5 separate regions of the Homo sapiens genome follow, and all the other regions are linked to region 5. The links are chromatin loops, found by intact Hi-C in ENCODE. Cell type or tissue: heart left ventricle. All regions are shown on one strand. Each heading gives the region's core, and the rest is flanking DNA. Links, peaks and the distances in the headings are about the cores only. Region 1 overlaps CASZ1 (castor zinc finger 1). Region 2 has its middle 71 kb from the start of CASZ1. Region 3 overlaps CASZ1 (castor zinc finger 1). Region 4 has its middle 43 kb from the start of CIROZ. Region 5 overlaps PEX14 (peroxisomal biogenesis factor 14).

Region 1 (5,955 bases), core at 563-5,562, 120 kb before region 5:
GGTGCTCCGCGGCCGAGGACACAGGCGGCGGCGGTGGCCCTGCTCTAGGGAGGCCGGGTCTCTTCAGGGAAACAGAAGGTGCTCTTGTCCCGGGGTAGGGAACCTAGGAGCAGGGGTCCCGGGCGAATGCGGCGCAGCTCCCGGCCGCTGCCCCGGCGCCCCTCCCCGCGGCCGATTCGGCCCCGCGACCATTGCTCAGGACTGGGACGGGCGCTGGGGGCCACCGGGACCCCCACCGCGCGCCACCAGGGCGGGGTGGCTCCTGGAGCCGCTGGCGGGGCCTCCCTCATGCAGCTAGGATCCTCCCCCCTGCCCAGGGGGAGACGGGCAGAAGGCAGTCAGCACGGGTGACACTACAGGGACCGTGGAGGAAGCCTCACGGGAGTAGCAGCCGCGGAGCTCCAGCTCAGCCCCACCCCAGGGCCCGGCTGCTCCCCCAGGCCTGGGTCGGGTCTGTTTGGCGACTCCCTGGCCCCAGCCTCCGCCCCAGGGAAACCGAGGCTGCGTCCAAAACCCAGAGTAGCCCGCTGGGGGCCGGGGCGGGGTCTCGGCCACCCTGGTGGTGCAAACAGGAAGGATGCGCCTGGTTTTGGCTTTAATGTTCAAAATGGAAAAAAATACAAGAAAGTTGTACAGTATTTTTCCTGTAAAGGTTATTATTCTACATAGAACAAAAAGGAAGAAAGCAGGCGTGGTGAGAGTGCAGACCCGCCTGGGCCCGGCCTGAGGTTGGAGGCTCAGTCCCGTTTATCCTGTGGGATTTGGTCCAGGGTTTTTGTAGAGGCCTTAACTGTTTGAGGCTGTCTGTCTTCACAATAGCACTGATGGGAGCTGCGTGATTCCAACTCTTAACTTGAATTTTGTAGAGACAAGAAAAAAGGACTATTACTGTTGATCCAAGTTTGTAGTTAATTTAACATTTGAGTTCTCTCTTGGTGATGCGTGTGGCTTTATAGGGCTTTTTTTTTTTTCCAGTTTGTTTTATTACTTTGTTTGGGATGCTTCTTCGCTGGTGCAGTCTACCCAGATTGGGTTCCCTTTGCAAAACATCCCCCTTCCTGGAGATGATGATGCCATCGAAGCCCGGGCCAGGGCCTGACCTGGCAGGCACACACCTGGCCAGTGGCTCTGAGGTCCCCGGGGACCGAGTCCCCTGCGAGGGCAGGCTGCCCGAGGCCACACCTGCCCACCTTCCCTACTCCAGGCCACCAGCTGGTGTCAGATTGGGCCACCGGGAGAGAACAGGCCTAGGAGGGAATGGAAGGCTGGCGGGGAGGCTGTCATCCAGAAGCCTCCTCCCCAGAGGTCTCCAGGAGGAACCTGGCTCAACTGGGGGGCAGTGGTTTACTTTTCCCTTTTTTCTTCCTTTCTTTTGTCCTCTCAGCTGCCCACAGCCAGAAAGCCAGGACCACCCGAACTGGACAGGGAGCAGGGAGGGAGGAGTGGTCGCACGGAGCGTACCTGATTCAACAGGAAATCAGTTATTTTCTAAAACAGCCCCTACCAGAGCCTCCTGAACTCTGTGGGCACCACGTGCTGCTGTGAGCATCTGCCCAGACAGTGACCCGCCACAGGCCCCGGGCGTCTGTGGAAGGAGTTTTGTAAAGGAAAAAAAAACACACACACACAAACATTTTTTCAATGTAGCAAAATCAAACTTAAAAAAAAAAAAGAAGAAAAGAAGAAGATGCCGACAGTGCGGAGTCTAGCCTTTTGTAAACTTCATATTGCACACTAGGACTATAAGCCATTGCTAGCTCATTTTGAATTTTAACGTGTAATTTTTGTTTTATTTTCTTTCTGTGGGGAAACAATGCTTGATCCACCAATGCTCTTTTTAATGTTTTATAACTATGTATGTGTATATATATAAATATCAAATAATATGTATGCACATATGTGTGTGTATATATCTATATGTATATACATATATAGATATATAGAGATATATAGAGAGGTTTTGAGACAAAAAAAATACAGAACGTGAAACCCGAGCTGAACAGCGTGTGCTCTGATTACTTGAATCTGGTCTCCTCGGCACCTGGTTATTAAGAACTGAATATTTTTCCACTTGAATTTAGTGCTATTAGAAATTTAATATATGTGTTTTATTTATTTGATTTTTTTTTTTTTTTTTGCATGACTGATGCAAGGTTTGACATTTTCACTCAATAAAAACTGGAAAAAAATCTATCAAGTTATCTTTTATTCTTAAAATCGCCCCCAATCGGCTGGCCATGACCCAGCTACACCGGTGGGGTGACGGGAGGAGTTGGGCACCCTTCGACCCTGGCAGGAAAAGCGGGGAACAGACCAGTTTTGTCCCCGGGCTGCTGGGGACAGAGGTAGGGGGCTCATTCCTGGCCTGGCCAGAAGGGTAGCCTCCTCCCCAGCCCTGCTTGAAGCCCCCACTTGGGGCTCAGGAGCCATCTTTGGGCAGAGCCATTTGACACCAAGGCCTGGGTCGTCGGACAAAGGCCCTGCAGCCTCCCAGGACCCCCACCCCAGCCAACCCTCTCCTCTCCTGGGCTGCTGGGCCGGCGTTGGCAGGGCCACCCTCCTGCCTCCTCCCTCGGCTCCTTCCTCCTTCCTGCAGGGACCTGCCCGGGCTGGGAACGGCGCGTACCCGGATCCAATCCGGATGCTGGCGCGACTCCTGCCTGGAGCACAGGGTGGCAGAGCCAGAAGGGGCCGATAATTCCTGGGTCCGTAGCCACCAGCCCAGAGCCTGAGCTGCCAGCCCTGGTGGCACCGTGGTTGGCTCCCTCGGAAGCACAGTGGCCGGAGTGTCCACCAGACCTAGCCTGGAGTACAGGCCTCCCAGGCGCTCCGAGAGTTTGTCTTGACACTTCCAACTGATGGCCGGCTCCTCACGACACCACATCGTGAGAATCACCTTGGCAGCCCCTCCCTGAGCTGGACTCCAGGTGGCCGGAGCTTCCTGGGACCTTGGGGAGGGGATGTGTGCGGGATCTGCCACATTCTTCCACGCTGAGGAGTCTTACCGGCTCATCACACCCCAGCCACAGGGATGTCACAACCACTTGCCCGATGAGGAAACAGGCAGACTTGGGGGCTGGAGAGGTTCGGTTATCGCAGCACGCTTCTCCCTCACTGAGCCTGGCACCAGCCGGCCAGGCACCAGGCACCAGGGACCAGGGACGGCAGGGGAGTGGCCTCAGCCCACAGCGCCCAGGCCTGTGTCATTTCCCACCGCAGAAGTGCGTCTCCAGCCCAGCCCCGGCGCGCGGGCACTCCCTTTCTTCTTTCCTCCTGGAATGCAGCCCACAGGCTATTTACATAAATATGTTTGTAACAGACATGAAAATATATACTTTTTTCTGTCTTATTAAAATGTTCAAGTTGGAACTCGCCTATTGTTTGCGGATATCTTGATTCTGTTAAATAAAACAGTGACTAATTTATGGGATAAAACACAAGTTCAACAAATTAAAACCATTATTGGAGCTTCCCAGGCCCTGGTGGGCCTCCCGTGGGGCCTGAAGCGAGGCAGGGAGCCAAGCCCTGAGCAGCCGGTGGGTGGGTGGTGCAGCCACAGAGCTCCCTCTAGGCTCCGGCACAGTGGGCAGCTCTCTGGGGCAGCACTGACTCCTGGGGCCCAGGGGAGGGAGAATGGGGACTCAGGGTGGTTTGCTGACCTTGGCCAGACCCCAAAACTGCCCCCTGGTCTTCTGGGCCTGGATGGACCACACCCAGGGTCAACCAACCTCACGACAAGCAGGGCCCCGAGTCCAGCCCAAGGAAGGGGAACGGGGACTCGGGGACCTCTCAGAGGCATCTCAAGGCCTCAGGACGCTGCACCCAGGCCAGCCCATGATGCCACATCCCAGGCCCCGCCCCAGAGGGTGGAGAGAAGCTCGTACCCCCACCAGGCATGTGTTGCCCACTCTGAGACCGCCCCCAAGAGCCGGGAGGGGGCCTGCAGCTGCGGGTTGGGATGGGCCCAGGTCCCACGGCACTCCCTGTGGCTTGTTGGACTCAGTAGGAAATGCAGTAAAGCATGCTTTCCTTCTGGGATTTAATTAGCTGTGGTGTGTGATGCTCCTACACCCAAACTGGGGCAAATTCAAGTGTTTTGCAACCTCCTGGAAAGGGCCAGAACCCGCCGCACAGGCTCAGGGCTGAGCTCAGGGGCCTGCCCACCTCCCACGGACCTGGCCCAGCAGGGGCGCCACCAGCAACCTGAGTCACCCGTGGGCGCCGGGCCTTGGCGCTCACGAAGCGGCCTTGCCCCAGCCTGGACATGGCGACAGGCAGCCCCCTTTCTGGGCAGCATACCAGGCCACTGGGCAAAGGCCAGCTGCCCATCCACTGTCACGGGAGGTGGCCCTGGCCCCACAGGTAGCGTTGGTCTAGGACCAGGGCTGGCAGCAGTGCCCTCTGAAGGGCTGGAATCCCAGAGCCTTGTCTGAGAATGAAGCAGCCAGGCCCCGGCCATCCTTGCTGGGAGGTGCCTCCGCACCCTCTGGGGCAGGTCAGGGAGGAATCGGCAGCTCCCAGGGGGCCCACAGCCAGCGCTGGAGCAGCTGGACCCAGTGGCTTGGCCTCCAGTAAGCCCCATGCCCCACACCACTGGAAGGAGGCAGGGATCCCCAAGAAAGAACCTCGCTGCCCGGAGCCTCCCTGAGGCTGGCTCCTCCCCCTGGGGCTATAACGCATCTGGATGCCAAGTGTCATGGTGGTGTTTAAAGCCATGACCCTGTCGCTTGAAAGAAGGTCCTTCCAGTATCTGTCGTGGAGCAAGGAAAGGTTTCAGGCATCTTTCTGATGAACATATCATGTATCTCATTTCTTCTTCTAGGAGAACACAAACTATAAAGTGCTCAATGAAAGTAAATTATTAAGGTTTATTCATGATTCAGGTAGTCATCCCTCAATGCCAGGCGAGATTTCAGACCCGTTTTGCATTAAAGAGAGTGCCAAGGCTGTGGTCTGAGCTGTGGCCTGCAATGGGCACGTGTTGGAGGAGGACATGGGGACCTCTTGAAAAGGGCCCACTGGGCCCTGCGTGAGTGTGAGGGTGCCACACACATGTGCACGCACATGCATGTCAGCATGTGCCAGCTCGGGCGTGGCTCCCCCTGGCCAGGCGGTGGCCAGTCCCTAGGTGGGAAGCCCCTGTACACAGCAAAGGAGCAGGAGGAGGAAGAGCGGCCAGGCCCTCCAGGTCTACCTGGGTGCTACACCTCAGGAGCGCACCTCACCTGAGGCTGGAGCTCCCACCTGCATGCAGGTCTCACTGGCGCCTCCGTGCCTGCCCTGTCTGGAGGCTCTGACCTCTTCTTTTGGTGCCTTGGCAGAAACCAGTTTAAACAAAAGACAAATTAAGTCAACTCCTGGGGACAGAGATGTCTGGCCATTGAAGAATGGCCCCTGCTTGCCCTCCCCTTCCCTCCTGGGGTCTGGGGCAGGGACAGGGTGGTCACCTGGAGAGGGAGGGGTCTGGGGCAAGGCCGGAGACCCAGCGCCTCCATGCTCCTGGCTGGGCCGCCAGGAGGGCAGAAGCGAAACCTTCTAGAAAACTCTTCCACCTGTACCTGGGTGTGAGGGCCCCGAAAGATGAACACAGCTTGCTCAGATGCGTTTATTAAAAACAAAGAAAGAGGGAAAGAGACTCTGTGGGCACACAGGGAGCCGATGGGCAGGTGGCAGGTTCTCGCATCTCTGTCCCCTTCTATGTGGATTGGCTTTGCTACACATCCCACCTGTGGGTACAAACTCAGCAGCCCCTTCCCCTGACCCAGGCGCTCCCTGTCCCAGCCAGGGTCCTGGGATGGGACTGGCTCTGGGAGCCTTGGCTTTTGAAGGACTTGGCAGCCCCAGGCGGGCGGAGACCCTACCATCCCCCGAAGGCAACTCCCCCGCCTCCTGGCCTGTCCTGCGAGTCGCAAACACCAAGGGAGGTCCCCTGTCCTTCCCAAAGTAGATGCCCCT
Region 2 (5,955 bases), core at 358-5,357, 350 kb before region 5:
TGGGGAGAGATGACTAGTAGCTCAGCACAGAGCAGGAGAATGGGTCCCCAACCCAAATCCACCAACTGCATGAGGAGGCCCTGGATGCTTGCTTTAAAAATGCAGAACTTCCAATCCCTGCCTGGATGCTCTGGGCATAGAGATCTGAGTGGGATCTGTGTCTATATTTTAAACAAGCTCCCCAGGCTTGTTTAAAGTTCTGAAAACTTTGCTGGCTAACCTCAGGTAGCCCCTCAGGTCCTAGGCTCAGAACTACCCTCTCTCCTCCCTAACCCCCTCTCAAGAAAAAGAGTCTACCCTGCACCCAGGAGCACCAGGGGCAGGACAGAGTCTGGATTGGAGGACAGCTGTCCTGGAGTCCAGGATGATGGGAGAGGCAGAGACACCTCCCCACTCCAGCCGTAGCAGTGTGACATTAGTTACCACGGCCAGAAGCAGCTTTGGTGACAAGGGACAGTTGGGGGGGTGAGGTCCCTCTAGGCCCCAGCACAGAGAACTGAGTTTCAGCTCAGAGTTCTGCTGGGAAAATGTCATCTCCTCCAGGAAGGCTTCTGAGCCTCCAGGCTGAACTGAATACTCCTGTGTCTGGCTCCTAAAAGGCAAGGAGCCCACCTGTCTCCCCCAGCTCTCATTTCACGCATTCTACGGAAAAGTGAGCATCCTCCCTCCCCTTTAAGAGAGCTGGGGCTGAATCTGGCCCAATGCTGGCTCCAGAGCCTGTACAGCCAAGGTGGGCACTGCTGATGACAAGTGTAGCTGGCAGGCGTGAGACCACCCGAGTGGGCACTGGGCCCCCATCATATCCTTTGGTCTACCCAGAGGGCATCTGCAGCTTCTACTGACAGTTCCCGTCACTCCAACTCAAGTTCCCCAAGGACATCTCTCTGGCCATAGGAGCAAGCTTGGCCCCCTGTGACTTTCAACCAATGACAGATGACAGTTAGTGGATAAATAAGTACCTCCTCCCCGCTCCCAACACCTCTTGGGACAGTCTGGAGCGGAGATCCGCAGGCTCTGCAGGGTCCCCAGGTGAGCTGAGGACCGGCCACCCACACAGGAACTGGCCTGTGACACGGCTTCCTGCATTTTGCCTCCCCTCTCTCTTACCGTTTTCTTTGGGGATCACGCCCAAATAAAGGAGGGGTGAGACCCCCAACTTACTAACAAGAATTATCTTAGCAGACAGAATTATCTTGGGCCGTCCTGCGGGACTCTACACATCCCTCCTCTCTTCTGGCCCATGCACCCCCCTGGGACACAGGTAGAGTTTTTATTTCCAGTTTACAGATGAAGGAACAGAGAGGTAAGACTCCTTGGTCAAGGTAACAGAGCCAAGCAAAAGGCACATAGGGGCTGGAATCCAGGCCTCGCCTGAAGGAGCAAGATTCCAGGGCAAAGGTTGCTAATGGTTGTCAGATATCATCACCTTAAACCGTTGTTTCCTTAAGAGCCAAACGATTTGGGAAACTCTTGTGGGAACCACGTGTTTGCATGTGTGGCCCACTTCATGCATTTGCCTTGCCAGTCTAGGCCCAGGGCAATTGAGTTTGCAACTCATTTTTAGTGACGCAGACCAACTGCTGCTCCAATGGGGAGGGCTTGTAGCCCAGCGCAAGGTTTGAATCTGATCTCCTGGACATGGGGTCCGGGACACAAAGCAGCGTCTGGGTGGGGGGATGGAGTTCCTCTGCCCAGCTCCACGCCTCTTGGCTCATCTCTGAGCAGCTGTGTGATCTTTGGCCCATGGCCGCACCTCTCTGGGCCTTGCTTTCCTCATCTGTAATATGGGGCTTGCAATCTGAATGTGTGGAGTGTTGCTGGGACGAGAGATCTCAACACGAGCCAGCATCTCAGCAGATGCTCAACAAATGGCCCTGGGTCCCCAGCCCCTGTGATGGTTGTTTCTGCCTTCTGGCTTATTAAGGCTGGGCAGGGAGTCAGGGCACAGCAGGAACCACGGGGGATGGAAGGGGGGTGTCATTAGAATCTGTTCTCAGTGAGGAGAGGCCATGAGGCCGAGAGGCTGGCCCAGCTCCCCAGGGGCCTGCGTGATTGGGAGCTAAAGCAGCTGCCTGAAAGAGGCCTCTGCTCTCCTCATTACCTGCCTGTTAGCAGGACTGGCAGGCTTGAAGAACAGGCGACTGCGTGCAGGCTGATCCCCAGAGAACACAGGCATCTTAGGGGACACTCCAAGCCCGGCGGGGGCCTGCTCTTGGTCATCGCTCCCCCCACCGTGTCCTCTACCACCCAAGCAGATCGTCTGCAGCCAAGAAGATCCAATCCTCCCACCAAGAAGACCCCAGGAAGACACTTCCCGGACCCTTATTCTAAAACCACACAGACCCATCTATACACAGTGGGCTTTCCCGTATTTCATTTGAACTTAAAAAAAAAAGCCTTCATATCTCAACGTTGTAAATATTCTGCAGAAACTTGGAAACTCTTATGAAATTGTTTGTACTCATTTTTATAAACGAATGAAATCTCCTTCTCTGCTCTGTCCTTCCGAGCCTGTCCTTCTCTGAGGCTGCAAGTCCTGGTCCAGAAGCCCTGGGGTGAGGGTGAGACGGAATGGGGGGGTCCTGGTCCCCACTGCACCGCGAACCCGGGAGCACAAGAAGGGGCTCTGGCTTGGGCTCTGTGCAGCCTCCCCCGCCTCCCCAAACTCATTCCTCGGTCTTGGCGTGAGTAGGAGGCTGCTCCCCTGACGTGGAGGGTGGGGGAGGAGGGCCTGGCCGGGTCGGGGTTGAGGCGGGGATAGAGGCAGGAGCTCCCTCCCGGGTGGGCAGGGACACGTGCGGGTCCTGGGTCCGGCCGGGTTCGGGCGCGGCGGGGCCGTCCCCGCGCCGCCCGCGGCCGCCGGTAGGGGGCGCCTTGGTCATGCATTATTCATCGCCGGCGCCCGCCCGCCCGCGCCTCCCTCACGGCCCCCGCGCGGGCTGCGGGCTGCGCCGCGGAGCGGGAGCGCGGAGCCTTCACAATATTGTGGCAGCTCCGCGAGTGACGGATCCGGGGAGGCGGGGGCGCGCAGCCTCGAGCGGCTGCGGGGGCGGCGGGGGTTGGGAGGGGTCCCGGGGTGGGGGCGAGGCTGGGTCACCCGGCCTCGAAGCGGGCTCAGGCGGGGGGCTGGCCGAGCGGAGGGCGGAGGCTGCAGCGTCCGTCTGTCCGTCCTCCATCGAGTCAGCTGGGGCAGAGGGAGCATTGGCTCAGCGTGAGGGGCGGGGGATGTGATGGGGAGCAAGGTAGGCGCGGCCCCATCGTTCTCAAACTTACATTCAAAGGTTGCGGGGGTGGGATGCCGATCCAAAGCATGTAAACAGACAAGGAAGATAATTCCAGGCGAGCGCTCTGCAGAAAATAAAACTCGGCTGGGGCTGTTCGGATGGCCAGGGAGGTGACGTTTGTGCAGAGACACTACTGGCAAAGAGGGGCCTGACCTTGGCCAGTCCCTGGGCCACTGGAGTTTCTCTCTGCCCGGCCCCTGGCCTTCTAAAGGTGCTGTAAAAGTCAGCACCCCAAAACCTACACACATCCTGAGAAGCAAGGAGGAGGGTCTTGGGGAGACCCTGCTGCGGGCTGAGGCCCTGAGATGGGGTTCCTGCCCAGCCTTCTTCTGGTTACAGCAGCCAGTAAGCTCTGGGGCCCTGGGCACTGGACATCAGAAGGGTCAGGTTCAAGGTGCCCCCCCTCCCCACTCCTGCACGGGGCGCTGGGCTGGGGAAACTTGGGATCCTGGAGTCTGAGCAGCTCAGCCCCTGGTGGGGGGCTTGGTCCCTCGGCCTCCCAGCCCTCAGCTCCAGGGCCGGGGCTGGTGGGGGGGCAGGTGGGGGGGCAGGTTGGGGGGCAGGTGGAGGGCGTGGGCTCAGGGTCACAAGCATCGGATTTCCTTTCACTTGTACAAAGACTCATTGACGCCTGAGCACATCAATATCCTTAATGACAGTGAGAGGAGCTGGGACTCCAGACGGCCCAGCCCGAGCCCCCCACCCCGCCTCCGCCTCTCCTGTCCTCTCCCCTCCCGGCTCACTCTTCCTTCCTCCTTCTCTCCTGATTCATGTCCCCTCTCTCCTTCTCACTCTCTCTCTCCTTGTTCCGTTCCTCTCCCCTCTCTCTCCCTCACTCCTGCTTGCCTCTCTCCTTTCCTCTCCCCTCCTCTCCCTTGGGTCCTGGTATCTTTCCTCTTCTTTTCTTTCTTTCCTTTTTCTCTCAGCTGTCTCCTCTCCTCTCTTCTCTCCCCTCCCCTCCTTTCCTTCTTCTCTCCCCATTCCCAGGACCTCACAGCTCTTGGGCATTCACAAACTTTCACCCAGCGAGCTGGAGGCTCCAGTGGGCAGCCCCTCTGTCTGTCTGTCTGTCTGTCTGTCTGTCTGTCTGTCTGTCCTGGCCAAGGCAGGCTTACACAGTGGGGCCCTGGGAGAGGCTGCTCCGCTCTCAATCCCGCAACCGCGGTCCCGGAGGGCCCTGGGCTTCTGCCTTTCCCGCGGGCCCCAGGCTACTCTGGGAAATGAAAATGGCAAGTTTGGGTGCGGGGCACCATGGGTGAGGAGAGAGTTTTGGGGAGGATTTTCTGTTTTGTATTTTTTATGACCATATATAATTTCGCATTTCTCCCCTCAGCCTCTGCCTCCTTGGCTCCCAGATGTGTCCCACATTGAAGAATTATCTCTCCTCCCTAGAGTGAAATAAATGCAATCAATATGAGTATTGCTCTCAGGGCCTTGAAATATTACATTAATGTTCCATGTGGTGACATTTTAGCTGGAATTTTCAAATACATTATGATGGTTCAAATTAATATTTATCAGATCAGCTTTTATATTTTGCAAAAGAGAGAGAGAGGGAGAGAGGGAGAGAGAGAAAAGGAAAGACAGAGAGAGCATTATTAAAATACGAAATGCAGATCAAGTCTAAAATCGATGGTCCATTTTCCCAGCACTTTCCAGGGGCTGTCTTTAGCTTTCTGGGTTTGTTTTTAAATTTATTGGTGTTTCAGGCAAATCTATTGGGCTCCCTCGGCCCCCTGGTCCTTCTCCCCTCCCTGCTCCCCTTGCAGGCTACAGGCCCCTTCCTTTTCTGTCTTTCTCTCTTTATTATCCTGAAATGTAAATTACGACATTAGCCCGGTCCTTATTTTTTTTTTAAACTCTCCGATGATTAAATCTGCTACACGACATCCTTGTCCTTTCGATAAATTAAATCATCTTGGCTTTGCACCTCCAGCTCAGAGAGGATGCCACATGGGTGTTGAGGCAGCGGGCAGCTCTGGCTGAGGGCTGGGGTCCTTGTCCCCTCCTGGAGCGGACACTGGGGGCCTTTGTGTAGGGCAGAGGGGACGCCTTCCTAGCTCCTTGTGTTTCTGTAAATAAGAAATGGGGACTGGAGGGAGGAGGTGATGGCAATCATACATTCCACTTTATTTCAGTCTCTTCCAAACTGATTACTCTATGAAGTGGAAAATCCAGGCAGATTAATGGTTTAATTCTCTTTTCTCTTTTCTTTTGCTTTCCCCCCACTCTGCCTCCTATTTTGTTTTTTTCTCTCTCTCTCTTCTTTTTGCATCTTTTTTTCCCTTCTTGGAGCTGTATTCAAGAAAAGACTCAGGAGCTTAGGGGAGATGCACACAGAGGTGAACGTGGTTCTCAGAGGAAGGACAGCAGGTCCAGCTAGGAGATGTTCCCAGCCCCACCCCAGCTCTGTCTGGAAGCTCTGCAAGGGTTAACAATGCCCGCTCCAGCCCTTAACTTTTTCTCTTTGGTGATTTTCTGTTTTCTCTCTCCTCGAGTTCTGGGCGAGAGTTTGAACTGGAGCAAGTGTTTATCGTCAGGTGCACAAAGGTACACACACACACACACACACACACACAACTGCAGATCCCACACGCGCACACGCAAACACGCACACAAATACAGCAATATAGACACTCTGAGAAGATCTCCATAAAGCGAGCTGCCCTCC
Region 3 (5,955 bases), core at 472-5,471, 270 kb before region 5:
TTCTCTCTCTCTCTCTCCCCCTCTTTTTCTCTCTCTCTTTTTTTAGCCCAGTGACATAAGAACATGAGTAGAACAAGAAAATACTTTAACCAAGAAGTCAACAGCTTATTTTCCCCCATTTCTTTTCAAGGCTGAAGTGTCAGCTTTCAGACATATGAGGCTGTCATTCTCGCAGCCCTCAGCAGTGCAGTCCACGCCTGGGCTGGAAACCCACTGAAAGGTTGTGTAGTTTGGAGACAAGGGAGGTGTTAGCATGACGGGGGGAGGAACCTGGAGGAATTTGCTTTTGAGGTTGGGGGAAGCACTCCAAAATAAGTATTTCTCCTGTATTTAGCAGAATTTAATTAAATTGTTTACAGGAAAGAATTAATGAGTTGGTAGTAATGTGTTTTCCCACCTCCCTTCTTTTTCCCAGTCTAGTTAATTGGAAAGACTAAGTTTTTCTTTTTGCTTCACCTTCAGCTTCCGCTTTCTCCGACCTTTGTCTCAAGTGCTTTTTCCAGGAAAAGTAGCTTTTGGAATCCCCACTGGTTAATATTTCCAGAAGTATAGTGGGGTTTTTGTTTTTGTTTTGCTTTTCCCCTTAGACCTACAACTCAGAGCTGGTTTCTTCTTCTCGGGAATCAACAGCTCTGATGATTGACTAACACTTGGATTTTTCAACTTTTTTTTTTTTTTTTGATGGGAAGAGGGTCTCTTCGGATGTAAAATTATATAGATGGCACATCTCCCCTTCTGCATCTCGTGGCAGTATTAGGGAAGGTAGAAGCAAATTTTTTCTTTTTTAAAAAAAAAATCACCTTTTATGATCTACCCTTTACAAATGGACCTTTGCTAATAAGATTCCTCATGATGTCCCCCCCCAAACTTTAGAATGTGCTAGATGTCCTACTAATATTCTCCAGGGCTCGCTCGCCCCCTCTTATAGACATACATTAAGTACATTTATACCATCCTCTCCCCCTTTTTAAAATGTCAGGCATAGCCAAGGTTTTTGTGTGTGTCCTTACAAGGGGGGAACGAGATAAAGAGAGAAGCATTTATGTTGTACTCACACACAATTAAAAAGAATATTCTCCCCACCATCTGAACGAAGTTCAAAAAGGCTGTGAGTCCACGGAATGAATCTTTAGGCTTTTGGCATTGAAAATAAAAATATAAAGAAGAGAGATTTATTTGGTATCTTGTTTCTGAAGAGGAGAAGAGAAGGCCGAGCCAGTCTGATGCTGAGACTCCAGCGGAGTTGTAATTGAGCCCGTAACCTCTTGATGTCTATATCAGAAAAACAGACATGAGCAGAGGGAACCGAAGAGAGGCAAACAAGCCTGGTAGAGGAGAGGGAGCTCAGGGGGAGATTCACGGAGAGAGGAGAGAGATTTAATTTATAGACATTTTAAAAACCGTAATTTCATTAGGATCTGTTCTTCCCTTTCTCTGAAGGGCAGCCCGGCAGACCGATAAGGCCGGTCCCTGTGCCCGGGATACGTGGCGTGGTTGGGAGGGTGCAGGCTGGAAGCATCATTGCCAGCACCCCGTGTTGGTTTCTTCTCTGTCCACTTTCTACTGGCTTTCTTATTTTGAAATTAAAAAGTCCCAGATGGCCAGAAGTCAGCCGTGGTTCTGGCTGCCTGGTGATCTCTCCTCTGGCTGCCACGCCGCTCTGCGAGTGGGTCTGTCTTCTGCCTGGGCGGTGGCATCTGCGTGGCTCCCTTTGGTTGCAGGGCTGCCTGGTGTGCCAGCAGCAGGAGGCCACTGGGGGAGGGGGGCACCCCCACCTCGGGCCCCCTTGAGTTCACCAAGTTAAGTTGCTGTGGCTCTGAGGCCACAGCTTGGGGAAAAAAAGCTAAAGCCTGTCGTAAATTCTGCAAAAATTAATCAAGCGTTTAAGAGCTGCACGTTAACGAGGTTTTGCAGGCAAGCTGGGCCCTTCTCCTGTTCCCCCTGTTCAAAGTCCGGCAGAGTGAGGGGTGGCCTGGACAGTGTGAAGGGAAGGGGGAGTTTTTTTTTCTTACTTGGAATAATTGAGGACAACCAGGGAGAAGGAAGAAGAGAGATGGGTTTATTGAATAGAAATTCTCAAGTGCCCTTCTTCCATATTGTTGGAAATTTTTTCCCTTTTGGTCTGGATTTGTCCTATGTGTCTTTGGTGGAAAAGACACGTAGAGAAAGAGAGTGAAGGTGCGGGGAGAGAGAGAGAGAAAGAGAGAGAGAGGAGGATAGAGAGAGAGAGAGAGAGACAGGGACGTGTCGCTCCTTCGGAACTCATTATCATTCTTAATAAGTCTTAAGGAATAAGGAAGCGCATTGAGTGTAAATGCTGGGTAATCCTAACACTTCTCAAGGTGAGAGGAGTCTTGAGGACACAGAGAAAAGAGCCAGCAGAGGAGGGGGTGCGGGGGGCAGGCAGAGGCCCTGGGGAAGTGGCAGGCCCAGGGTTTGGGAGGCTCAGCAGGAGGCCTGGAGGCTGGGGTGGGGGGACCCCAAGATGTCCCAGGTGGGATGGGTTGTCTGAGATGACCCAGGGGATCTCAAAGATAGGGGGCTTTGCTAGGAGCAAGGAGCAGGGGTGATGGGAACAGCCCTGTCTTGGGTGGGGGGTGTGGGCAGGGGCCACAGGGTATTTGCTTTCTCCTGGGCGCCATGTCCCCAAACAGCTTGGCTCCTGACCCCTGGCCTCAAGTCCCTGGAGAAGGCCCAGGTGGGGGTAGGGTTAGAGGAGGCTTGTCCCACCCCACGCTCCCCCTTACTGTCCCCTTGGGCTCCCCTGCAGTGGCCACTGTGAGAAGCAGGAGGGACAGAGTGGTGGCTAGAGCTCAGCTCTGGACACTAGGTGGCTTAGAGGATCTGCGAGGTTCTGCAGAGCGGCAGCGGCTGCTGGCTTCCCCTCTGTCCCCACTGGTGGGCTCCTCTGTGCGATGCCTCTGCTGGCTGGGCAGGAAGCCCTGGCACACAGGAGGGAGGGCGCTGGCCCAGGGCATGGCACAGCTCCCGGGCCAGCCCTGCCAGTGACCAGCTTCCAGGCAAAGCAAGGATGAGGCCGGGGCAGCTCCCGGGTGAGGAGGCAGCGGTCAGGGACACTTGCTGCCAAGACGACTGGAGTCCTGCCTGTGGTCTCCGCCTGTTCCATCCTTGGCCACCTGGGTGTGAGGCACTGCTGAGCCTTGGTTTGACGGCGGGCAGTCTCTGGGCTGTGCTTCTTCCCTTCTTTTGAATCCATGTGCCCCCTTTGAGAATCCTCTTAATAAAAAAAATCTCGTAAGCATAAATGTTGCTTATACTTTGAGGGGTTTCGCAGATCTTATAAATGCAGTCTAAGGACCCTCTAGGGCCCCCTGCTCTGGTGGGCTTCTTTCCAATTCTCCAGGATGAGGCAGGGGGGCAGGAGGGAGGAGGCAAGATCGGTCCCCACCACTACTCCCACCTGCCTGCCTCTGCACTGGGAGAGGAGAGTGCTGTCAAACTGTCACCCAGGGGACCCCATAGGTGGATCGGGGCTAGCACTCAGGTTGCTCTGTGAGGAACCCCACCTGCTCAGGTAGCGATGCCCCTCACCAAGCCAAAGGCAGCTCTCCCGGTTCCCCTATCCACAGTAATGGATACATCCCCTTAATGGCAGAGCTCTTGGGCACATATAAAGGGATGTTCTGGATGAGAACATCCCCGTATCCAGCTAACGTTCTCTGGGATTCTAAGATGTTTGAGCAACGGTCTTAGGCAAGGTCATGTTTGAACCTTGGATAGTTTGCTCTGTGGAGAGATGTCAGCATGGAGAATAGCACAATTCAGGTTGGACTTATCATAGTTTTAAAAAAAAACATTTTTTCAAACTCTGTGTTTCTTTTGGAAAGCAACTTCTGGGGAGCTTTTAAAGGGGATGTGTGGGAGTCAGAGGTGAAGGCTGGTGCCTGAGCCGGTGGGAAGCCCGGAGGGAGAGTGGGATGGGTTAATGGCGGGTGGATTCTGCTTTTCTGTTGTTTAAGAGCAGTAATGGCCAAATTGCATGCCCTGCGTGTGCCTTGCTGATGAGATTTACCAAAAGGAAGCCTCGCTGCCTCTTTGCTGATGGTCTCTGGGTGGGTGAGCGTGTGTGTATGCGTGTGTGTGTGTGCGGGTGATCGTGCGCGTGTGTAAATGAGAAGAAGGGGTGGGGGAATGAGCTCTGCCAGGCTGGCACCCTTCCCCAGCACTAATTGCTGGCAGAGTACCTATGAGGGCTGTGCCAGCGTCTCCAGCTCCGCCCGCCCCCCTCGCCCCCGGGGAGCTCAGCTGTGCCGCTCGCTATGTGAGGGCCATTTCTGGGCCCACTCGTCCCCACAGCTCCTTCGGGAATTTCGGGGAAATCTGATCCTTGGGGAGACCATGGGTCAGGCCCCAGCATCTCTGGCTGGGGATCGGGGGACGGGGTGAGACACGGGTGGCCCCGAGCTCCACTCAGGTCTAACTGTCCACTCCCCTACCCTTCTGCGAGCCCCACACTTAAGGTCTTGCGAGATGTGGCCTGATGGGCTATGCATCTGGGGACCCTGTTCTGGTACTGGCTCTGCAGTAAATCACTGTGTGGCCTTAGGTAGTCATTTTACCTTTCTGGGCCTCAGTTTCCTCTCTTGTCAAATGGCCTCTGACCGTACCACCCTCGGAAGGGTGTCCTGATGGTTGGCTGGGCTCTTAGCTATGAAAGTCCTTTTTAAAGTAATTAAACGTAACGAAGAATTTATCATGGTTGGCATTGTCAAGTGCAAGGTGTCCCCAAGGTCAGGGGAGCCGGTTTTTATGTCATATGGTATCAGTCTCAAAGGGGACCCCTGTGAATTCCATTCCAGAAAGCCGTGAGCCTGGGTGTCGCGGGTGGTGCTGGGGTTACATTTTTGTGTCAGGTTGCAGGTTGGTTCTGTTATCATTGGGAACTTGGGGGTGAATTTGGGGGCTGCCTTTCAGGCAGAATGGGGGATCCCATTCAGGATATGGGGTGTGCTTTACTGTTTTGTGCCTCTGGAGCCAACAGGTTCATTTGAGGAGCTGTATATAGTGTAGATGGTGCATTCTGGAGCGAGTTAGCTGGGGATCAAAATCGTGTGACCTTTCATCAGTGACTTAACTGGCCGGTGCCTCATCTATGAAATGGGCATAATAGTACCTACCTCGTGGGGCTGATGTGAGGGTTACACGAGCTAAGACGTGTGAAATGTTAGGACCACATGTCTGTGTGTGTTACAGACCCATGCGGGAGAGGACACGGAAACACTTGCGGCTTATCAGGGATTGCCATGGAGAGGGGAACTGGGAGAGCTTGCTCTCTGTCTGTCTGGAGCTGGGCCCCTAGTGCAGGGTGACGTGGTGCTGCACACAGATTCTGCATTTTGTCCTTTACCTCTCTGGCCTGCCTGGGGTCCTCCTGGTGTTTTTGCTGCTGGGTCTGGAGGGGATGAGAATGAAGACTCTGCCCACATGCGGAGTCAGTCCCTCAAGTGGGGCAGGGGCCATTGCTCTTTCTTTCCCACACTGGCCAGACCAAGTGTTCCTGGAGCTCGGTGGGGTGAGGTGGGTCATCATGGGAGCTGTTTGGGACAGAAGGCCAGGGTGGGGTGGGGTGAGGGCAGATCTTGGAAACCGGCCCAAGGCGCCAGTGGCCTCTGCCAGTGTGAGTTGAATTCTGGGTGCTGGCAATCCCAGAGTCGTGCCCACGAGAGCGCCTCGCAGATGGAGGCTGTGTGGCTGGCAGAGGGAGCGGCGCGTGGGATCAGGAGCCAGGCTGAGCTGAAGGCGAATTGTGTTTCCTCCACTTGGACGATTCATTCCTCGAAGCCTTTGTTTCCGCATCTGTAAAATGGGACTTGGAATTCCCGTCACGTGGACCATGAGAATTAGATGAGAGGATCCCAGCTGACATTTGCTGGGGTTCCACTTTGAGCTTTATTTTACGGAACGCACACTGCTAGTGAGCAGCACATAGCAGGG
Region 4 (5,955 bases), core at 451-5,450, 420 kb before region 5:
CAGCTGGAGAAGGGCTGGCCCTGGGACCATGCCAATGCCTTCGCTCCGATACTAGGTCCCGGGAGCAGAGCTGCAGTTCAGAGAGCGAGCAGCAGGGGGCAGCGTAACCCACCGTTCCAGCCCGTCCGGTGGGCGCTGCCGGGGGCTGCGACGCCCGGGTCCCTGAGGCTCAGCCTTCGGAGAAGGTCAGCAGTAGCCCCCTCCCTGGGACCTCTTCCTCCTCCCTTCAGCCCTTCCAACCCCTTGTCCCTTCATGGCAAGGAGAGTTTGTCAACCTTACCCTGGTGGCAGCCTCTGCCCGGATCCAGATGACCATGGGGGTGGGAGTAAGTGGGAGGGGGCTTCTTCATCCCCTTGCCCACCCCGTGGCTGCTTTCTCAAAGCTTCTCCAGGGTTTGCTTTGGATTTCATTAACCCTTGGCTTCCTTCTGAGGGGCCTCTGGAGGGGTCTCTGTGTTCGTGGGTGGGTGGCTTTTGTGGGCTGGGGACGATAGCCTTAGTGGTCACTGGGGGAAGGGGGACAGGATAAAAGCCTGAAGGACAAAGAGAAAGCAAGGAAACCTCCTCGTTTGAGAACGTGTGTGATTGGCAGGTTTACGGCCTCGGGAAGGTGCGTGGTATTCCGCACAATCAAGTCATTTTTAAAAATAATCTCTCTGCTTAAGTCGTACACGCTGCTAATTGCATTTTAATAAGTCTCTTAAAATCTTGCCATATTTTTTAATATCCTAATATTAGGTAAGTGATTGCGGGGGACACTGGAGGGCATGGGGAGTTTATGTAGCAGAGGGAGGGCTGTGATGAAGCCGGGGGGTGGTGGCCACCCAGTGGCCTGTGGTGTGTGTGGGTGATGGATGGCTGTCTGTGTCTGTGTGACCTGTGCAAGATCCGGGGGGTGTGAGTGTCCATAGAGAGGGCTTCTCCCAGACACAGCCCTGGACAGTGGGCCCCGTCTTCAGCCGTAGTGCCAGAAATCACTTATTACACCTGCTGGGGTCCCTCAGCCATAGGGGACAGACAGGCTTCCTCCTTCCTTTTCATCCTCTGGCCCCAAACTAGAACATCTGAACTGGAGGGGACCTTTGACCCAGTTCCTCTTCTCCTCTTTTCCCCAGGATGCAGGCCCTGAGCCCAGAGAGGGCAGGTGACTTGGCCAAGGCCACGTAGTAAGAAGGGGACCGGGGGGAAAGTTGGACCCAGTCTTGAGAGGGGCAGAGGAGGAACTGCCTCGTCCCTCTAGTCGCAGCACAGGGCGCTGGCTGCACCATCCGGCCCTAGCATCCTTGCACACACACTGCATGCTCTGACCTCCCCGTGGGGAGAAGGTGGGTGGTTGCTGGTGGTGGCTGCCATTCCTGGAGCCCTTACTACATGCCAGGCACCCTGCTGAGCACATTCCCCTGAACAGCCATATGGGTTGAGTATTTTAGGATTCCTGGGTGGACCCACAGCTAAGAAATGGCAGAGCTGGGATTTGAACCCACAGTCGCTCCTGTGCCTGGCTGGGGAAGGTTCTTAACTACCATTGGATGGGAGGCTGAGCTGGGATCCAAGCACATTCTACATCTCCGAATGCCCAGGGCCAGGGAGGACCATGCTGGGAACAGCAGGGGAGACTGGCAGAGGCAGGGAGGTAGGGCATCGGGTGCCTACGGTCTTTTTCTCCTGACCCCTCTGTTACTACAGGGCAGGGTCCCAAGGCCAAGATCAACATCAACCCTTTTCCCCAGAGCCCCTGGAGGTCAGAGGCCTGGGAAGGCGGTGGCCTAGGGTTGCAGGCCTCAGACTTAGCCATGCTCTGGGTTTCTGGAGGCCCCTGAGGCACCCGCCAGCCTCCACTGGCCCTGGCCTTCCTCCTCCCTCCTCCTCCCTCCCACTCCTCCATACACGCTACGGGCCCGGGTGGGAGGCACATGTTGAACGAACTTCTGAACAGGAAGTCAGCATCCAGGTCGTCCCGAGTCCCTTTTCATGTGGTTTCTTTAATCCCCCAGGCTGGGTTTCAGAAGCATTTTACAGTTTCAGTTTTACAAAGCTACGCTCCCTTTAATGTTGGCGTTTTTCAGGAGGTGGGGGGAGAGCGGCTTCAGTCAAAACATGTGTGTTTTACATCAGCCAGCTGCGGACAGGGTGGCCCAGGGCGGGAGGCAGCAATGTGGCTTCCAGGCTCCACGCGGGGTCCTTGGGTAGATGCATCTACTCGGCTTTCTCCCTTTCCTCTCCTGGGCTCTGCCTTCCTGCCTCCCTGAGTCCCTCTCTCCTGTCCATGTGGCCAGGGGGGCCAGGGCACTCCTTTCCAGCCCCTTCCCACCTGAGCTCTGATCTGGTCAATGCAGGTCTTCTTGCTGGTTTCTGCTGCCGAGACACCAGCGTGCTGATCTTCCTCCACACCCTGAGCCGTATCCTCCAACCACCTGGGCTTTCATTTACTTAGTATTTTCCCTTAAATCGCTGCCCTTCTTTCACTTACGTAGATAGTACCTAAGCAAAAATGTCCCTGAAATTGTGAATTTGATGTGCTAGTTACATCTATCTGCTCTAATACACAATAAAACAAATCTAAAACTATTAAGGCATTTAAAAAGGTGAAGATCATCACGCCAGCCTCGCATGCTTCTGGAAATCCTGCCTCCATCCCCCTTCCCTGGCAGAGAAGATGAAGGTCAGGAGGTAAGGTGGCCTGTCCGAGGCCATGGGGTTGGTGAGAGTCCTACCTGACTGGTCTGCCTCCGAGGCCAGCATTGGATCTGCCACGAGTCATTTCCAGGGCTGGCTTCTTGGCTGCGCAGTTTCAGGCTTTAGAGGAGCCGCCTGGGGCTCTGTGAGCACACCAAGGAGAGGGGCTGAATTCCCTGGCAGTGCGGGTGGGTGGAAAGAACACAGACTTGGAATCAGTCAGACCTGAGATCAGATCCTGGCTGCACTAACTAAGAGTGTGATCGTGGGCAAGCATCTCCACGGCTTTGAGCCTTGGTCTCCTCATCTGTGAAATGGGGATGACCACGCCGGCCTGGAAACAGCAATGCCAGGGTCAGAGACACACCTGGAAAGAGCCCGCATTGGCCAGGCCTACAAACCCAGCGGTCATTCGCAAGCCCTCGGTGCTTGGTTCTTATCCACTGTGCTCCTTGTCGCCAGCCTGGTTTCACCATCTCTCCTCCCCTACCCACAGGAGGCAGCAGGAGGTCCAGGGAGGGAGGATCAGGAGTAAAGGTGCATGCCCAGAGGGGCTCACGGGCCCTCCCACCCTCTGTCCCTGCGCTGCCTGGGAGCAGAGCAAGTCCTGCGTGGGAGGATGCTGTAACCAGCAGTGCAGTCCGCGCCCTGCCGGGAGAAGAAGGAAGACAAAGGTGGCTCTCCCTGCCCACAGAGGTGGGGTGACTCGGGGGCTCCAGAGGCTGTTTGGATAGGGGGGAGGGCCTAGGACACCTGATCCATGCTGCCTGAAATGATGGGGGGTCCAGTATTGCAGAGGCCACCCCCCCTGGTAAAGCAGAGGCCCTGACCCCTGCTGGCCCCAGAGCTTTGCTGCTACCCGGAGCCCCCAGCTGCTTGAGGGTCTTTGCCTCCATAATGGCCAGGGGGTCTCTGGAGCATGACGCCTCGGATCTGAGCTGCCATTCTCTGGCCACAGAGTGAAGTGGTCTGGCTTCCCCCATGCCAAGGGCTGCCCCCAAAGGATCTGGGAGAGTGGAGGAGGCTGATGTCAGGCCAGAACATAGAGGGACAGGACCTAGGGGTGGGCACTGTTCTAGCCGCTGATTCTCTCCCTTCAGAGCCTGGCGGCAGTTAAGAGACCTTGAAGAATGCAGTAGTGATGACGATGATGATGGGGAGGCTGGTTAAATGCACTGGGCGCTTGCCATGTGCCGGACCCGGTGCTAAGTATTTTATTTTTATTTTATTTTTTTGAGGCAGGGTCTCACTCTGTCACCCAGGCTGGAGTGCAGTGGTGCGATCTCGGCTCACTGCAACCTCCACCTCCCTGGTTCAAGCGATTCTCTTGCTCAGCCTCCCGAGTAGCTGGGACTACAGGCGTGCACTACCACGCCCGGCTAATTTTTGTATCTTTAATAGAGACGGGGTTTCGCCATGCTGGCCAGGCTGATCTTGAACTCCTGGCCTCAAGTGATCCATCCACCTCGGCCTCTCAAAGTGTTGAGATTACAGGCGTGAGCCACCACGCCTGGCTGCAGTGCTGAGCATTTTAAACAGTCATTTCATTCCATCTGCTCTGTGACACACAGTGGGAGGCATCTAGAATAGTGCCGGCTCACAGTAGGCCCTCAACGAATACTTAAGAAAGAGGCTTGGAGAGGGTGAGAGATCCACCCGATTCTCAGCCTCCGTGCTCTTACTGTGTTTGTCCTTCAGGGCTGGCCGCTAGGGTGGGCATCCGGGTGTTGGCGGAGGAGAGGTTTGGGGCCGCAGGTTCTGCACAGCGCACCTGCTGGCTCTTCCTGAGGGAGGCTGTGGCTGTCTCTTTCGGGTGGGTCTGTGGGAGGGCCATCCCCCAGGGCTGAGGATGCCTTGTCCACTTACCCCAAGCCACCCAGGGGAGCAACACCCTCAGCCTAGGGCCTCTTCTGCTCCCCCTGGGGCAGTGTAGGGCTGGGCCCGGCCCGGCTGCAGCTGCGTGGGGCCCAGGGAGGAGAAAATCAAAGGCAGCCCATGTGGGTCCTGCTTTCATCTCCTGGCTTCAAAGAGGTGCAAACAAACCCTGTCCCCGTGCCAGGCAGCAGCTCCCTCCTCACCGCCCAGCCTGCTCTTTCTCTTCTCCTCCTTCCCCGGAAACCAGCAGGCCTCAGTCCTGGTTCCAGGAGCACCCCAGAGGGGCCCGACTCCTGGCTGTGTGCGAGAGGCTGGGCAAGGCTGGCAAGGAAGGAAAGGGGAGGCTCTGCTAGGCCGAGAGAAAGGGGGCTGGGACCCTCTCACCTGCGCACGCTCTGGAAGCTGGGGGTTTATCCAACCCAGACATAACCTGCCAATCTAGAACTGTACTGTCCAGGACTATGGCCACCTGTGGCTCCTGACACCGGTCTCCCATGTCTGAATGCCCTACAGGTAAAAGGTGCACAGGACTGCTCAGCTTTGGTGCAATCAAAGGAATGTGAAATATCTCATGCATCATTTTACCTCTGACTATGGGCTGACAGGATAATATTTTGGAGCTATTAATATAATAGCTATAATATTTTAAAGCTATTAAACATGGCTTTAAAAAAACATGTTGTTAAAATTAATTTCACTTGGTACTTCTTACTCTTTTTTTTTTTTTTTTTTTTTTTTTTTGAGACGGAGTTTTGCTCTGTCTCCCAGGCTGGAGTGCAATGGCGCGGTCTTGGCTCACTGCAACCTCTGCCTCCCGGTTCAAGCGATTCTCCTGCCTCAGCCTCCTGAGTAGCTGGGATTATAGGCATGCGCCACCACAACCAGCTAATTTTATATTTTTTAGTAGAGATGGGGTTTCTCCATGTTGGTCAGGCTGGTCTCGAACTCCTGACCTCAGATGACCCGCCCGCCTCAGCCTCCCAAAGTGCTGGGATTACAGGCGTGAGCCACCATGCCTGCTGGTTTTATTTCTGTTGGATTGCTTTGTTCTAGACAATATTCCCATGTTGTTCTTTTTGATTTTTTCAAGACGGAGTCTCGCTCTGTCGCCCAGGCTGGAGTGCAGTGGCGTGATCTCGGCTCACTGCAGTCTCTGCCTCCCGGGTTCAAACAATTCTCCTGCTCCAGCCTCCCTGGAAGCTGAGATTGCAGGCGCGCATCCCACGCCCAGCTAATATTTGTATGTTTAGTAGAGATGGGGTTTCACCATGTTGGCCAGGCTGGTCTCGAACTCCTGACCTCAGGTGATCCACCCACCTTAGCCTCCCAAAGTGCTGGGATTACAGGCGTAAGCTACCGCGCCTAGCAATATTCCCATTTTGCAGATGAGGGTCCTTGAGGCTC
Region 5 (5,955 bases), core at 483-5,482:
GAGGGTGAACCGACCCGATCAGTGCCTATCTGATCACTGCCTGATGCAGCCAGCACTCTGCCCCCAATAGGAGAGGGAGTTGCCCCTCACCCCCACCTCCACTGCCCAGTTCAACACATCTCAATCTGGCACAAGCCAATTGTGCAGTTAAGGCCATCAAACAGTTCTTGGAACTTAAGGGAAGAGAAAGCAGCTTTGCTGGGTGTGACCAGCAAAATCCAAAGAGAATTCGATTCTCCCTGGTTCACGTGCTCCTCTGACCTCACTTCTTCCTACTGCTGGGGTGAAATGCAGAGTGCAGGCTGAAGACAGTCACTGGTCAAGGCTGGACAAGCAACAGAGGGAGCAGGCTTGGGCTCTGAAAACTGGAAAAGAAAAGAACAAACCGAGGTCTGACCGTCATCCCAAGGCTGAACTAAAACTGCAAAGAAAGGCTCTGCCATCTTAAAACAAAACATGTGGAGAAGGGCTTGTGAGGCACGGCTGTTGCTCTCCAGGTCTAGAGAAGAATCTGAGCACATCCCAAGGACAGCCCGTGACCTCGGGATCACTCACCAGGCTGTCCTCACCCATTCTCCAAACTACTTTCTTTCTAAACCAATACCTGACGACCAGTTTTTAAAGTACTGGTTTTCCTTCTGGCTGTTCTGGGGCAGCTCAGCCTAATCTGTTTGTATCTGCTTCAGATGCCAAGTCAACCCATAGCTATTCTCCTGCAAGTAGCTAGAAGCTGGTTTGTACCCATGTTAGCTGGGAGACCAGACTGTCCTTGGCCACAACAAAGACTAGAAAGGGTTGCAAACAAAGTCACAGATGCCAGCACAGACGAGGCTTGGGTCAAATCAAGACAATCCCAGGTAAAGTTTCAGGCAGGAGATTTGAGATCCTGTAAAAGACTCCCACGGACCTGGCAATAATGAAAACAGGTTTGGTTCAGTCACCGCCATCTGATAACCGTTTCTCAAGGTCCCACGGCAAACCTAGTGGGTCCCACAGCAAACCCAGTGGGACAACATTTGCATTACTGACCAAATAGACACACTCTTCTACAAAGAGAGACAAAGTTCTCAGACTATGTACTCAGTAACACAGTTTCTACAGTTCTTCTAGTTTCTCATCTGTGATTTGGACTATAAAACAGGGCTAGGGAACAACCAGAGAACAGCATTAGCATTAATAAATGAAAACTTAAGACACATAGGCCTGGCTTCTTAGTTCTGCCCAGGGTATTTCACAGTGCAGATGTCAAAAATTGAATTAGATCATTCGGTATTCTGCCAGAAAAGGAGTTTCCAGTGACTTTCTGCTATTGCAAATACAATTTTGGAAGAAAGGGGAAAAAACAGTAGCATCAGTCTACCCAATGGTTAAACCCTCAAATCAAAGTAAGGTATGATCACAGACCACTGAGTCTAACTCCATGGCACCTGTCTTGTTTCCTGGCATGGCTACCTGCCATCGTTATGCCCAACACACAGAGGCTAATATAGGATATCGTTTCTGCTCTCCCATTAGATCCAGTCTTCAAATCTGTCAGCATGTCACAACCTGGATCCCCTGACCACAGCACACAGTGGAGTTCCAGGCTGAGACATGACAGGCTGATCACAAGGAGCAGCCACTTCCTTTTTCTCAAATCACAAGCAGACAAGCAGCCAGAGCCGGGTGAAGGATTTTTTACTTTGGTTTGGTTTTTCAACCAAGACATTCTCAAAGTTTATTGTTCTATGAAGTGGAAACATTTAGTTTTCTAACAAACAATTAGAAGCACAGGAGTAGAGAACATGAAACTGAGAACGAAGCTCAGGATACACAAAAATAAGAGGCTGGGAGGCAGCTGAGATCAGGAATGTCCAGGGATCCTCGGCCACACAAGCCGGCCAGGCACTCTCTTTCCAGGGTGTCTCAAGGGGAAATCACCCATCGATCCTGGGACACACGAGTTCTAGGACCAATCCCTTACCTCAGAACAGCCTCGGCCTCAAATTCCTGCTTGCGCTTTAATGTTTAAATTATTAAATGCATTAATGTATTTACATTATTCAAGTCTTATGTGCATTTTTCTAAGATAATTTATGTATAAGAGTTTGAATGTCCATGACTGTTAATGTCTACAACCCTTCCTGTTCATTATTGATTCTGGAAGAAAAAAAAAAAAGTCAGAGTTTTAATGCCTTATTTTTAATGTATTAAGAGTCTGAATAAGTGCATTCTCTTTTTTCTTTTGTAATTTCATAATTTAAGTAGTGCATTTATTAAACTGACACAGTATGAATTGTGGTGAAGCCTGGCACAGATCCATGCTGCTGGAGAGCCCGCTGGAGGACGGAGCCCACTCTTCTGTGACCAGGCAGCAGCCTGGCTCTCCCTCTGCGCTCTCTTCCCACCTACACAGGGGCAGGCGGCAGGGGAGTGGCAAGCATTTGCCCAAGGAGATTTTCTCCCTCCTTTTTCAAGTTCTTGCCCAAATCAGCTCTCCTTGTTACCCAGGCTTTTAAGGGGGACAGTTTTCTGCACACAGAAGTTCTCATCTAGATGCACTGCAGGTGATAGCAGAACAGATCGCAATCAGTACACAATTTTCAAGAACAATAAAAATGCCAGAAGCTTGGTGTAGCAAAAACAAGCAAACAACTACTTTTTTAAAGGAATCTCCAAATGAGAGACAAACATCTCAAAGAGACAACACCTCCAACTCAAGCAGAAAAACTTCTTTCTTTTGAAATCCAGTTTCCCCAGCAGATAACCCCTCTTTCTCCTATAGCCAGTAGAGCGACAGTGACACCCAATGGCCTATTAGTTCAATCCCAACTGAGCATTCCCCAATGGCTTTCCCTTGAGTTGCGTCTTAGGCCCAAAGTTCCTGTGTGAACGTGGAACCTTGAACAAAATAAGGTATTAGCTACTCACCAAGAAGGTGAATCGCTAATAGACCAATTTCCTGCCAGGACATTGAACAAACACTGTATATTGTTACACACGTGCACAAACAACACAGTATAGCACACCTCACTATGGCATCTTTCTGGCGGGTGACGACCACGTGCGTACACAGGCGCTCGCACATACACACATACAGATGCACAATACGTGGGCTGAGCAGCACCGTACAAATCAACCTGAACTGGGAGAAAGGATGACAGAAGTTTCTCACTGCTGTTTTAGAAGGTGACTCTGCCGTTTCTAACACCATACACACACACACACACACACACACACACACACACACACACACAGAGGCATAGATTATTTTATACATTTTTTCCTTTTTTTCTATTTCCTTCTTTTCTTTCTTCTTTTTTTCTTTTTTGGCTACTCATTACCATTCTTTAACTGTTACAATTTATATCAGCATATAATGTTAAATAATTACAGGGAGCGGAGCTCACTCTAGTGAGGATATAAACGCGCTGTGGGAATCTACAGATTTAAACAAATAACACTCACAGCAGGGGGTGAGCGGATGAATTAGCATTAATATCCTGCCTGGGAGATCCCAGTGCACTGGTACTGCTTAAATACAGATCTTTTCTGTAACAGTCAATATGACAGCTCCCGGCAATACGGCCCCTTTCCCTTTCCCAGTCAATATAGCAGCCAGTGAAAATAGAAACGTCCCTATAGCAATCAATATAGCAGCCAGCTAAAATAAACCCTTCCCTTTTAAGGGCTATATAATAGTCAGCTAAATGGAAGAATTGGCACCCCTGCTGGATAGCTCAGCAGAGAAGCCAAGGAATGAGCAGGCCATGAGCACTAAATGATCCTTCTGTTCCTCAGAGGCCCTGCCCAGGGAAGGGGAAGATATCCTTAGGTAGAGAACCAAGAGGGAACCTGCGAGGGACACTTGGCTCCCAGGCCCTAGGAGTAATTACCCATGTCCTAAGCAGGCTATCGGGCCACCCCTCACTGCAGTTCAATTAAAACGGCCAGAAACTTTAGAATCCTTGTTCAAGCTGTCGGCTGGAACAGGGGAACACACTGGTCTTTGGTGGGAACTGAGACCATGTTGACTCAAACCCCGCCACCATCCTGTTCCCACCTTAGCCTCAGAAGGGTAGAGTATTATGTGAACAGCCTGTGGTTTTCTGATTTCTAGAATCAGGGATAGCAGCTATGTTAGAATCAGACAACCAGCCAGGTGGGTGAAAAACAGCATTCTATGTGGAATCCTACCCCAGTGTATATACAGAACTCACTTTCAAAACTCACAGCCATCAATTTGTTAACTATTGTGAAAACACGCTATTTTCTCCCACTCACATCATAGAAAACACTCTCACACTCTCCTTCATTGGAGGCATACAGGAAAAAAAATGTATTCTAATATAAGTCAAAGGATGGCTCACCCTGAAGGCCAAAAGAGACCAAAGGCCTTTTATAAAAGAAGGAAAAGGGCCGGGCACGGTGGCCTACGCCTGTAATCCCAGCATTCTGGGAGACCAAGGTGGGTGGATCACGAGGTCACGAGATCCAGACCATCCCAGCTAACACGATGAAACCTCATCTCTACTAAAAATACAAAAAATTAGCCGGGCGTGGTGGCACACGCCTGTAGTCCCAGCTACTCAGGAGGCTGAGGCAGGGAATCGCTTGAACCCGTGAGGCGGAGGTTGCAGTGAGCCGACATCACGCCACTGCACTCCAGCCTGGCGACAGAGCAAGACTCCATCATAAAAAATAAAAGTTAAAAAAAAAAAGAAGGAAAAGAACAGGGAGCATTTCATTTAAAAACGATCCTATGCATCTGAATATATTGTTCTTTTTCATTATAACTAGCTACTTCTAAAATTAGTTCAGTTGGATTTAAGGATTTGACAAATGTGGAATATAACCACCGACGCCAGTGCAGGTTTCCAACCAACACCCCTGAAGTTAATGCTGGGATTCTGCTATGCTTCAAAGCAGGCGAACATCAGGGATCCACCCCACCTTCATTAAAATTCCACAATCTGTCTGCCATCCTTTGGATGAATCCACAGAAGTCTCTGTTTCCCTGGCCAGGTGTTTCAACACCCAGCAATGCTCATGTCATCAATCAGGTGACTTAGTCAAGTGCCACAGTGTTGGGTATCAGAAAAAAAGATCCAGAAAGTCCTGGTCTGAGAGCTCTAGTCCTTAAAAATTTAGACTTGGGCCAGGCACGGTGGCTCACGTCTGTAATCTCAGCACTTTGGGAGGCCGAGGAGGGCAGATCACGAGGTCAGGAGGTCGAGACCATCCTGGCTAACATGGTGAAACCCTGTCTCTACTAAAAATACCAAAATTAGCCGAGCGTGGGGGCAGGCGCCTGTAGTCCCAGTTATTCGGGAAGCTGAGGCAGGAGAATGGCGTAAACCCGGGAGGCGGAGCGTGCAGTGAGCCAAGATTATGCCACTGCACTCCAGCCTGGGTGACAGAGCAAGACTCCGTCTCAAAAAATATATATATTTAGACTCAACACCCCACCTAAGCCATAAGACTGAGCAGAAATTCTAGTATGTGACACCTCTGGAGAGAAACAGGTTAACACAATCAAGCCTCTCTTCTGGCAATACACGTGTTGATGAGGTCCTGCAGTCCACAGAAGACTTGGAAGTCAAAGAGGTCACAGGTCCCAGAGACCACAGAAGTCAGAGGTCCCACGGGCCACAGAGGTCAGAGATCTCACAGGCCACAGAAGTCAGAGGTCTCACAGTCCATGGAATTCAGAGGTCCCTGGGTCCACAGAAGTCACAGTCCCACGGTCTATGGAAGTCAGAGGCCCCACAATCCACAGAAGTCATAAATTCTAGAGTCCACAGAAGTCAGGAGTCCATAGTCCACAGATGTCAGGGGTCCCTCCATCTCTAGAAGTTATAGGTCCTACAGTTCATGGCAGACTTTCCTAGGAAAATTTAAACTCTGATGTGCATGGTCATTTCCATTTCTAAACCCTACACAAAAATCTGAGGGGAGACACGCTCAATCAGATAG

Evidence for each region. Hi-C counts contacts between places; a loop is a spot of excess contacts. Peaks named below come from ENCODE experiments on the same cell type or tissue, not always from the same donor. Only the 100,000 strongest peaks of a DNase experiment are listed, where the experiment ranks them.
Region 1: it touches region 5 in a loop (2.2-fold over the local background); 19 of 110 quality-filtered maps call a loop at or near these places.
Region 2: a loop joins it to region 5, with 4 times the contacts of the local background. A loop is called at or near these places in 99 of 110 quality-filtered maps.
Region 3: it touches region 5 in a loop (2.4-fold over the local background); 33 of 110 quality-filtered maps call a loop at or near these places.
Region 4: it touches region 5 in a loop (2.7-fold over the local background); 43 of 110 quality-filtered maps call a loop at or near these places.

Annotation. Positions count from the first base shown.
Region 1 is chr1:10,632,838-10,638,792 of GRCh38, reverse strand. CASZ1 (castor zinc finger 1) reads left to right here. Exons shown (of 21, transcript NM_001079843.3): 21 at 1-2,189. Among named protein-coding and RNA genes, the nearest start is that of CASZ1, 160 kb to the left of the region's middle. RefSeq lists enhancers at 2,871-3,833, 4,796-5,759. In heart left ventricle, for the core only: CTCF peaks have their summits at 3,381 and 3,591; DNase peaks (open chromatin) are centred at 3,542 and 3,862; H3K4me3 peaks cover 175 bases; H3K27ac peaks cover 3,030 bases.
Region 2 is chr1:10,864,204-10,870,158 of GRCh38, reverse strand. No RefSeq gene overlaps it. Among named protein-coding and RNA genes, the nearest start is that of CASZ1, 71 kb to the right of the region's middle. RefSeq lists an enhancer at 1,424-2,295 and a silencer at 2,785-3,014. In heart left ventricle, for the core only: CTCF peaks have their summits at 2,620 and 2,848 (motif pointing right); DNase peaks (open chromatin) are centred at 2,848 and 3,080; H3K4me3 peaks cover 970 bases; H3K27ac peaks cover 195 bases; H3K27me3 peaks cover 2,972 bases.
Region 3 is chr1:10,785,807-10,791,761 of GRCh38, reverse strand. The region is part of intron 1 of CASZ1 (castor zinc finger 1); the gene reads left to right. Among named protein-coding and RNA genes, the nearest start is that of CASZ1, 7.9 kb to the left of the region's middle. RefSeq lists enhancers at 1-249, 5,588-5,955. In heart left ventricle, for the core only: a CTCF peak has its summit at 2,835; a DNase peak (open chromatin) is centred at 3,001; H3K4me3 peaks cover 320 bases; H3K27ac peaks cover 1,696 bases; H3K27me3 peaks cover 299 bases.
Region 4 is chr1:10,936,281-10,942,235 of GRCh38, reverse strand. No RefSeq gene overlaps it. Among named protein-coding and RNA genes, the nearest start is that of CIROZ, 43 kb to the left of the region's middle. RefSeq lists enhancers at 1-54, 55-620, 1,852-1,901, 4,559-5,143 and a silencer at 1,742-1,821. In heart left ventricle, for the core only: no CTCF peak of the experiment used is centred there; DNase peaks (open chromatin) are centred at 1,885 and 3,255; H3K27me3 peaks cover 164 bases.
Region 5 is chr1:10,511,438-10,517,392 of GRCh38, reverse strand. All of the region lies in intron 2 of PEX14 (peroxisomal biogenesis factor 14), which reads right to left. Among named protein-coding and RNA genes, the nearest start is that of PEX14, 39 kb to the right of the region's middle. In heart left ventricle, for the core only: a CTCF peak has its summit at 2,779; no DNase peak of the experiment used is centred there.